2 separate regions of the Homo sapiens genome follow, and region 2 is linked to region 1. A link is an interaction called in ENCODE POLR2A ChIA-PET data of the cell type or tissue named here. Cell type or tissue: MCF 10A. All regions are shown on one strand. Each heading gives the region's core, and the rest is flanking DNA. Links, peaks and the distances in the headings are about the cores only.

The links. ChIA-PET counts read pairs that join two places held together with the same protein. Peaks named below come from ENCODE experiments on the same cell type or tissue, not always from the same donor. Only the 100,000 strongest peaks of a DNase experiment are listed, where the experiment ranks them.
Region 2: POLR2A ChIA-PET joins it to region 1 with 5 read pairs; 2 of 35 experiments call an interaction of 5 or more read pairs at or near these places.

The regions. Positions count from the first base shown.
Region 1 is chr16:75,481,126-75,486,498 of GRCh38, reverse strand. It overlaps CHST6 (carbohydrate sulfotransferase 6), which reads left to right. Exons shown (of 3, transcript NM_021615.5): 2 at 4,608-4,682. Among named protein-coding and RNA genes, the nearest start is that of CHST6, 12 kb to the left of the region's middle. RefSeq lists an enhancer at 214-373. In MCF 10A, for the core only: a CTCF peak has its summit at 4,851; DNase peaks (open chromatin) are centred at 288, 1,568 and 3,088.
Region 2 is chr16:75,716,570-75,721,942 of GRCh38, reverse strand. CPHXL (cytoplasmic polyadenylated homeobox like) reads left to right here. Exons shown (of 3, transcript NM_001355613.1): 2 at 3,485-3,678. Among named protein-coding and RNA genes, the nearest start is that of CPHXL, 7.2 kb to the left of the region's middle. In MCF 10A, for the core only: no CTCF peak of the experiment used is centred there; no DNase peak of the experiment used is centred there.

The DNA of each region.
Region 1 (5,373 bases), core at 223-5,222:
TAGAGGTGGGTCTGTCTTGGGACACATGACCCTTAGGAGCCGGGAGTGGTGGATCAGCCCCATCTGAGCCACATGCACTTTTGAGTGGGTGAGGGTGATTCCCCAGGGAAAAGCCTAGAGACTGTTATCAGAAGGAAAAACGGGTACTGAGTGGACAGAACCAAGCATGTCCAGTGCACCTGTGCAGTGCTGATCCTCACACTAGTCACCGGAGAACAGGTGTTCGCTTGCGAAAAACCACAATCCAAAGTTCCGGGTTGCTCACAGGCAAGAAGGGAAAGCAAAGTACAATGCAGGGCAGAGTGGGGCATGCCTTGACAGGCACAGAGGAGGTGGCTGCAGGCGAGGCTGAAATGCCTCCCAGTGGGAGTCAGGGCTGCGCACTCATAGCATGGGTGAGGGAGTTGGGAGAGATGGAGCTTGTTTGATGAACACTGATTATTCCCGGCCATCTGAAGCCTGGGATATGGGAGATAAGGCTGGAAAGCTGAAGGTTACTGAAAAGGAGAATGACAGGATCAGATGTGTGGTGTAGGCACCTCTGGGGGCAACTGTACAAGATGGACTGAAGGGAGGCCAGGTGGGGACTTTGCTGGAATCCAGGAGATAAGGATGCAGCCAGGACCAGCATGACCCTCCCGCGGCTGGATGTCCAGGCCATCCACTGGGACACCATCAGGTCCCTTGACCGTCACATAGCCAGATGTGTCTTCAGTGTCCCCAACTTGATTGTCAGCTCTGCCAGGATCGGGATCCTGAGCACTGGCTTTCCTGGATGAATCTTTTGCTGATCTTATCTCTTCTCTATTTTCCAACCTTTATCTGTCATTTATGTTTTTTGTTCTACTTTTCACATCTTTTAAATTTTTCTTTCAACGTTTCTAATATCTAATGCAATTAGCCCCAAGGAAAACTAAGGGAAACAAGAAAAAACAAGAAAGGAAATGTACTCTCAGTACTTCAGCTGTGAGCTGTGAGCTTCAGCTGTGAGCTGGAGTGTTTTGCTCTGGTTTTAGGTTTTTGATTTTTTTTAAGAAAGAGGGTCACACTCTGTTGCCCAAGCTGGTGAGCAGTAGAATGATATAACTCACTGCAACCTTGAACTCCTGGGCTCAAGAGATCCTCCCACCTTGGCCTCCCAAAGTGCTAGGATTACAGGCACGAGCCACCGTGCCTGGCCTCCAGGCATATTTTATCCTTTCTCAAGCTATGTGTAGTGTTTTGACAAAAATAAATTTTAAAAAGAGTTAATGTCAAAAAAAGTTTCTGTGACTTAAGAAGGACCACTGCTTAGGGTGCTCCTCCTGGGTACCAAAACAAGAAACAGAACTTTCTATTCCCTTTATGGCCTCTTGTACTTTTTAGTTCCACCCTCCTCCTGAAAAAATATGATCATTTTCATCATCATCATCACCATCATCACCATTAATTACTTGTTGGAAATTTAAAGCAGAATTGCCTCTGAGGTTGGAAGGCTGGAGAGGGCATGAGAGATAGGAAACGTCACTTTCTTCTGCCTGACTGGCCTTGTGCTCTGGTGTGGGGCTGTGTCTGCCCAGGGGGTGTGGCCTCTTTTCCTGTCTTCACATATGAAACATGAGCTGGCAATGCCCTCATCTTTACCTTGAGTTTTTTTGTTTGTTTGTTTTGTTTTTGAGATGGAGTCTCGCTCTGTCGCCCAGGCTGGAGTACAGTGGCGCAATCTCAGCTCACTGCAACCTCCATCTCCCGGGTTCAAATGATTCTCCTGCCTCAGCTTCCCAAGTACCTGGGACTACAGGCACTCACCACCACACCCGGCTAATTTTTGTATTTTTAGTAGGGTTTTGTCATGTTGGTCAGGCTGGTCTCGATCTACTGACCTCTAGTGATCTGCCCGCCTCAGCCTCCCAAAGTGCTGGGATTACAGGCGTGAGCCACCATGCGTGGCTTAGAATTTTATACAACACCTATGTGTTAACTTTTCCAAAAAGTAAACATATAATAAATATGTGCCCCTCATCAAGGGAAGACTTTCAAGGGGGAGATAGGCCTTCCAGGATGGGAAAGGGCACTGGACAAAGGCTCAGGACTGCGACACCCACCACAGAGCCCTGCAGTGAGAGTCTGGTTCTTCGATGTATTTATGTATGTTTGTTTGTTTATTTATTTATTTACTTTTTGAGACGGAGTCTCGCTCTGTCACCCAGGCTGGAGTGCAGTGGTGTGATCTTGGCTCACTGCAACCTCCACCTCCTGGATTCAAGCAATTCTCCTGCCTCAGCCTCCCGAGTAGCTGGGACTACAGGTGCCTGCCATCATGCCTGGCTATTTTTATATTTTTAGTAGAGACGGGGTTTCACCATGTTGGTCAGGCTAGTCTCAAATTCCTGACCTTAGGTGATCCACCCGCCTCAGCCTCCCGAAGTGCTGGGTTTACAGGCGTGAGTCACCGCACACCCGGCCTATTTATTTATTTATTATTTATTTATTTTTGAGACAGGGTCTTTCTCCGTTTTCCAGGCTGGAGTGCAGTCACACAGTCTCTGCTCACTGCAACCTGTGCCTCCTAGGCTCAAGCAATCCTCCCACCTCAGCCTCCTGAGTAGTTGGGACTACAGGTCCGCGCCACTGCACTGGGCTAATTTTTGTATTTTTAGTAGAGATGGGGTTTGGCCATGTTGCCCAGGCTGGTCTTGAGCTTCTGGGCCCAAGCAATTCACCCGCCTCAGCCTCCCAAAGTGCCCTAATTACAGGCATGAGTTACCGTACCCGGCTGGCTCTTGGATTTAAGCCCCTGCCCTTCCTCCTTCTTACTGGATATTCATGTCTCTGAGCCCCACTGCTTCAATTAAAACAGAGAGGTATGGTCATTTCTGCCTCCCAGGGACTTGGGATGATAGCATTTAATCATGAAGACAGAAGTACCTATCACAGGGCCTGCCTGACTTGTTCTTCCTAATGTCAAAACCTTGGCCCAAATGTCTACTGTGCTGAACGTAAGGCTCCTATCAGAATGCTCTCAGCTAGGAACTGGTCTTCTGGAGACTCTGTGGCGTAGGATGATTCAACCACCTTCCTAGTTCTTGAGTTTCAGTAATAGGATCTCATAGCAGTTCCTGTAGTGTGTGAGTCACTTAAGAAGACCTCTGGCTTCCCTGGAACACAGGTAACAAATACCTTGGCTTGGGATCAAGATCCTCCCTACCCAGGGAAGGGCTGAGCTGGCCAGGACAACTGTGTTTGGGCCAGAGCAGCAGGGTCCTGCACTCTGCAGGGAGCAATCACAGGTGGGAGAAGCCCACAGCCTGGGATCAGAAGTGCCAGAAGCTTAGGAACAGGAGTCCTGGGGTCCCAGCTTTCTCGCTGTCTCTCCAAGCCTTGAGTCTTTCACCTGAAAAATTGACATCATCGTGCCCACCTCAGGGCCCGTTGAGTTAAGTCATCGCGTGGACTTGAAGCACCTAGCACTTGTGATCATTGAAGTCAGAAAATGAGTTCCCTTCTCTTTCGGCGCCCCATTGGCAGGAAGCCAACCATCGTCAGCCCACTGGCACTGGAGGAGCGTTGATCATGTGCAGAGCAGATGAGTGGCTACTCTCCCTGTCTTCCAGGTTTTCCCAGAGTGGCTGTGGGATCTGGAGTCGGCTGGTGACAGAGCTGCTGGGCATCCTCCACCCACCCCTGTTGCCTCCTGATGAGGGAAATGGGCAGAGAGGAGATCTGCTCACAAGTTAGACCCTGGCTTCTCTCAGTGGGCGATGTGGACAGGGGAAGGGGGCAGGCAAGGAGCAAAGGATGCAGGAGCAAGGAGAAAACTTCCAGGCTCCTCCCTTCCAAAGTCACCCAGCCTTGAGATCATTGCAGATGCAACAGGTGCAAACAGAAGAACACTTTGGGACCTTGGAATGCGGGAAGCTGGCTCAGTGTTCCTTCCACCCTGTGAGACATGTGTGACATTTTTGTTGTTGTTGCTGTTTTGAGACGGAGTTTCCCCCTTGTTGCCCAGGCTGGAGTGCAGTGGCATGATCTCGGCTCACCACAACCTCTGCTTCCCAGGTTCAAGTGATTTTCCTGCCTCAGCCTCCCTAGTACAGGCATGTGCCACAACGCCTGGCTAATTTTGTATTTTTAGGAGAGATAGGGTTTCTCCATGTTGGTCAGGCTGGTCTCAAACTCCCAACCTCAGGTGATCTGCCTGCCTTGGCCTCCCAAAGTGCTGGGATTACCAGCATGAACCTCCATACCCGACCTATGTGACATTCTTAAGGTCCACGAAAGGGCTGGTGGTTGGAGGCCAGAGGGTGGCCTGTGAGATACTGGGATTGGAAGAGTAGGTGGCCTGTGGGTGTCTCCTCTGGGGGGAGACTCCCCAGGGGGAGGGGTTCCTCCTCTCCAAACAGTAGCTCAGCACAGGGACAGTAACAGTAATGGGGGCATGTGTGTAAGGAATGCTTTCCCAGGCCCCCTCTTCATAGGTGTTTGCAGCAGCATCTCACAGCCCTAAGAGGTTAAATGTTGCACATCCCATCCTACAGAAGTGGAAATCGAGCCTCAGAGAAGTTGTGTCGCTTTTGGGGCTATCTTCCCCTGTAGAGTGTGACTCCATCGCCCTCCTGCTTTACCAGGTGCTGAGGAACCTCTAATCATCTCCCATGGATTTGTGATCAGCGTTGCAGCTCTCCCAGCAGCCCTGGACAGTGGTGAGTCCCCTCAGCTGGCCGGGACAGTCCTCTGCTCTCACCTCTCTGCTTCTCTGGCTCCATCCCAGCTCCGCCTCAGCTGGTCTCCTTGCAAACCCACAGGGCTCCAGGACATCCTCCCTCTGGAGCCCATGCTGCCTTCAGCACTTCACCCCCTACCGGTGATGGCAACAATTGGTGTTCTTTGTCCACTTTATTTATTGGCTCATTTTTTTGTTTTTGAGAAAGAGTCTCACTCTATTGCCCAGGCTGGAGTGCAGTGGCATAATCTCAGCTCACTGCAACCTCTGCCTCCCGGGTTCAAGCGATTTTCACGTCTCAGCCTACCAACTAGCTGAGACTACAGACATGCACCACCATGCCCAGCTAATTTTTGTATTTTTTTTGGTAGAGATGGGGTTTTACCATGTTGGCCAGGTTGGTGTCGAACTCCTGACTTCAGGTGATCTGCCCACCTCAACCTCCCAAATTGCTAGGATTACAGGCATGAGCCACTGTGCCTGGACTTATTTGCTCATTTTGATATTGTACTGTATGTTTTGAGTCAGAGTCTCACTCTATCGCCCAAGCTGGAGTGCAGTGGCATGATCAAAGCTCACTGCAACCTCAAACTCCTGGGCTCAAGCAGTCCTCCCACCTCAGCCTCCCGAATAGCAGGGACCACAGGCGCACTCCACCACACCTGGCTTTC
Region 2 (5,373 bases), core at 294-5,293, 240 kb before region 1:
AATCCTGAGTTCTAGTTTGATTGCACTGTGGTCTGAGAGACAGTTTGTTATAATTTCTGTTCTTTCACATTTGCTGAGGAGTGCTTTACTTCCAGCTAATGTGGTCAATTTTGGAATAGGTGTGGTGTGGTGCTGAGAAGAATGTATATTCTGTTGATTTGGGGTGGAGAGTTCTGTAGATGTCTATTAGGTCCGCTTGGTGCAGAGCTGAGTTCAATTCTTGGATATCCTTGTTAACTTTCTGTCTCATTGATCTTTCTAATGTTGACAGTGGGATATTAAAGTCTCCCATTATTATTCTGTGGGAGTCTAAGTCTCTTTGTAGGTCTCTAAGGACTTGCTTTATGAATCTGGGTGCTCCTGTATTGGGTGCATATATATTTAGGATAGTTAGCTTTTCTTGTTGAATTGATCCCTTTGCCATTATGTAATGGCCTTCTTTGTCTCTTTTGATCTTTGTTGGTTTAAAGTCTGTTTTATCCGAGACTAGGATTGCAACCCCTGCCTTTTTTTGTTTTCCATTTGCTTGGTAGAACTTCCTCCATCCCTTTATTTTGAGCCTATGTGTGTCTCTGCACGTGAGATGTGTTTCCTGAATACAGCACACTGATGGGTCTTGACTCTTTATCCAATTTGCCAGTGTGTGTCTTTTAATTGGAGCATTTAGCCCATTTACATTTAAGGTTAATATTGTTATGTGTGAATTTGATCCTGTCATTATGATGTTAGCTGGTTATTTTGCCCCTTAGTTCATGCAGTTTCTTCCTAGCCTCGATGGTCTTAACAATTGAGCATGTTTTTGCAGTGGCTGGTACCAGTTTTTCCTTTCCATGTTAAGTGCTTCCTTCAGGAGCTCTTTTAGGGCAGGCCTGGTGGTGACAAAATCTCTCAGCATTTGCTTGTCTGTAGAGGATTTTATTTCTCCTTCACTTATGAAGCTTAGTTTGGCTGGATATGAAATTCTGGTTGAAAATTCTTTTCTTTAAGAATATTGAATATTGGCCCCCACTCTCTTCTGGCTTGTAGAGTTTCTGCTGAGAGATCCGCTGTTAGTCTGATAGGCTTCCCTTTGTGGGTAACCCGACCTTTCTCTCTGGCTGCCCTTCCCATTTTTTCCTTCATTTCAACTTTGGTGAATCTGACAATTATGTGTCTTGGAGTTGCTCTTCTTGAGGAGTATCTTTGTGGTGTTCTCTGTATTTCCTGAATGTGAATGTTGGCCTGCCTTGCTAGATTGGGGAAGTTCTCCTGGATAATATCCTGCAGAGTGTTTTCCAACTTGGTTCCATTCTCTCTGTGACTTTCAGGTCCACCAATCAGACGTAGATTTGGTCTTTTCACATAGTCCCATATTTCTTGGAGGCTTTGTTTGTTTCTTTTTATTCTTTTTTCTCTAAACTTCTCTTCTTGCTTCATTGCATTCCTTTGATCTTCCATCACTGATGCCCTTTCTTCCAGTTGATCGAATCGGCTACTGAGGCTTGTGCATTCGTCATGTAGTTCTCGTGCCGTGGTTTTCAGCTCCATCAGGTCCTTTAACGACTTCCCTGCTTTGGTTATTCTACTTAGCCATTCATCTAATTTTTTTTCAAGGTTTTTAACTTCTTTGCCATGGGTTCAAACTTCCTCCTTTAGCTCGGAGTAGTTTGATCGTCTGAAGCCTTCTTCTCTCAACTCGTCAAAGTCATTCTCCATCCAGCTTTGTTCAATTGCTGGTGAGGAGCTGCGTTCCTTTGGAGGAGGAGAGGCACTCTGATTTTTAGAGTTTCCGGTTTTTCTGTTCTGTTTTTTCCCCATCTTTGTGGTTTTGTCTACCTTTGGTCTTTGATGATGGTGACATACAGATGGGGTTTTAGTGTGGATGTCCTTTCTGTTTGTTAGTTTTCCTTCTAACAGTCAGGACCCTCAGCTACAGGTCTGTTGGAGTTTGCCGGAGGTCCACTCCAGACCCTGTTTGACTGGGTATCAGCAGCAGAGGCTGCAGAACAGCAGATATTGGTGAGCAGCAAATGTTGCTGCCTGATCGTTCCTCTAGAAGTTTTGTCTCGGAGGAGTACCCGGCCGTGTGAGGTGTCAGTCTGCCCCTACTGGGGGGTGTCTCCCAGTTAGGCTACTCAGGGGTCAGGGACCCACTTGAGGAGGCAGTCTGTCCGTTCTCAGATCTCCAGCTGCGTGCTGGGAGAACCGCTACTCTCTTCAAAGCTGTCAGACAGGGACATTTAAGTCTGAAGATGATTCTGCTGCCTTTTATTTGGCTGTTCCCTGCCCCCGGAGGTGGAGTCTAGAGAGGCAGGCAGGCCTCCTTGAGCTGCAGTGGGCTCCACCCAGTTTGAGCTTCCTGGCAGCTTTTTTTACCTAAGCAAGCCTGGGTAATGACAGGCGCCCCTCCTCCAGGCTCGCTGCCACCCTGCAGTTTGATCTCACACTGCTGTGCTAGCAGTGAGCGAGGCTCCATGGGCGTAGGACCCTCTGAGCCAGGCGCAGCATATAATCTCCTGGTGTGCCGTTTGCTAAGACCATTGGAAAAGCGCAGTATTAGGGTGGGAGTGACCTGATTTTCCTGGTGCCGTCTGTCACCCCTTTCTTTCACTAGGAAAGGGAATTCCCTGACCCCTTGCACTTCCCAAGTGAGGCGATGCCTCACCCTGCTTCGGCTCATGCTCGGTGCCCTGCACCCACTCTCCTGTACCCACTTCCCAACACTCCCCAGTGAGATGAACCCAGTACCTCAGTTGGAAATGGAGAAATCACCTGTCTTCTGTGTTGCTCACGCTGGGAGCTGTAGACTGTAGCTGTTCCTATTTGGCCATCTTGGCTCAAAAGAAATATTTAATTGAAATATAGCATGCATGCCAAAAATAGCAAATATTTATACATGTTTAATTTAACTAATGTTCACAAATCAACTACACTCGTGGAACTCAGCACTCAGATAAAGAAAACTTAGTGGCACCCAGAGGCCTCTGTTCGCTCACTTTCAGGCTCCCGATTCCATTCCCTCAGTAGCCCATGTCCTGCCTTCCAATCAGTATAGATCAGTTTTTCCTGTTTTACCTTACGGTGATGAAATAATAAAATATTCTTCTGCAATTAGTTCTAATTTTAAATATAAATTCTCAAATCCAGATAGTAAATATGTTAGGCTGTGTCGACCCTAGACACATTGGAGCCTCAACTACTAAGCCTGCTGTTGTGGCTTGAAAACAGCCATAGGCAATGCATAAGTGAATGAATGTGATGGTGTTTCGATAAAACTCTATTTACAAAAACAGGCAACTGGGTGGATCTGGCCCATAGGCCTAGAGTTAGCCAATTCCTGCTTTCATTTGTAATTTTATTATTGTGAGTAGCTATGAGGTCACACGTGGATTTCATCTTGGGAAGGGGAGGGAATCTATGGTGCTAACACTGTTGGGAACTCTTCTTTGGTCTGGTTATTACCAATATTCTCTAATGCCCTTCTCGCTACTTATACTTTTGTCAGGTTTCCCAGCTGAAGAGGATCATCATAATGAAGAAAGACAAACAAAGAATAAAAGAAAAACAAAACACCGACATAAATTTTCTGAAGAATTACTGCAGGAACTTAAGGAAATATTTGGAGAGAACTGTTATCCCGATTACACAACTAGGAAAACACTGGCCATCAAATTTGATTGTCCGGTAAATGTGATAGATGTAAGTTCAAGACCTCATATGTATATTTCCTAGATTTTTTTTTTTTTAGACAAGGTCTCACTCCTATCACACAGGCAGATGCACAGTGGCATGATCACGGCTCACTGCAGCCTCCATTTTCCAGGCTCAGGTGATTCCCCCACCTCAGTCCCCTGAGTAGCTGGGACTACAGGCACACACCACCCCGCCAGGCTTTTATGTTTTGTAAAAAATGGGGTCTCACCATGTTGCCCAGGCTGGTCTTGAACTCCTGGGGTCAAGAGATCTACCCACCTCAGCATCCCAAAGTCCTGGGGTTACAAGCGTGAGTCACCACATCCAGCTGTTCCATATAAAATTAAAGGGCAATAAGTACAGATGGAGGTAGAATGCAGGGGATTGGATAGGAAGGTACAGAATTCGAAGAAATGGGAAAGTGCAATCAAAATACATATGTATATACAGTTAATCCTCCATCTCCACTGGGTCCACATGCACAGATTTAACTAACCACAAATGAAAAATATTTGGAAAGTTAAAAAATGAAAATAAGATGGGCGCTGTGGCTGATGCTTCCAGCCCTGATCATACCACTGCATTCCAGCCTGTGTGACAGAATGAGACCCTGTTTCAAAAAAAATGTGAGAGGAGGTTGCAGGTGTGGGGGTGGGGAGCAAATAACAATACAAAAATTTTAAAATGATACAAATGTTAAAACAATACAGAATAAGAAATATTTATGTAGCATTTGTGTTATATTAGGTATCAGGTATTGTAAGTCATCTAGAGATGGTTTAAAGCATATGAGAGAATGTGCATAGTATATATGCAAATACTACACCGTTTTATATATATGAGGGCCTGAGACATCCTCAAACGTTGGTATCCATAACCAGTTTGAGAGAAAATTGTACACATGCACATAACAATATGAAAAATGTAAAGAATTAAGCAGTATATAGCATTTCATCGCATAAGAAAATAGTATTATGTACTTGTGAAAATACAGTGAGTATGTATTGTAAAAACTAGACTGCAGTGAGGCAAATTTGGAAGCAGTGGATGAGTTGATGCTGCTGTAGTTAGTGGTGGTGACGGTGGTTTGGGCCAGCTTGCTAGCTGTGCAGGTGGATGGTACTAATGAGACTGTAGATGTTTGAGATGGAGCTGACAAAGTTTACTATGTGTGGGTTATGCTGTGAAAGGTAAGGTGGACTCAAAGGTTACTTGGACGTTTGACTTAAGTCTATGGAAGATGAAAGTTGCCTTTTACTAAGGAGGGGACCTAGGGAGGGACAGGTGTGTCAGAGAAATCAAAGTTTACATTTTGGACACATGAAGTTTCATATGTCAGATAAACATCCAAGTGGAAACACTAAGTGAACAGTTGAATATGCAATTCTGAAGGGTTGGGAGAGCACTTAGCTAAGATATAAATCTGAGAGTTGTCTACTAATGAACTGACTGTTGGGTGGGTAGCCCCTAGTAGCTTCAGGATGAAAGCTGGAAAGATCCAGGCAGGATTAGAAAATTGAGACTTTCAACCCCACCCTCCAACTTCTGGAGAGGAGGTGGAGCTGAAGGTTAAGTTGATCACCAATAGCCAATGGCTTAATCAATCATGACCATACAATAAAGCCTCCAGAAAAAAAACAAAGACACTGAGTTTGAAGAGGGTCCAGATACTTGAACGTGTGGAAGTTCCTGGAGGTGGCT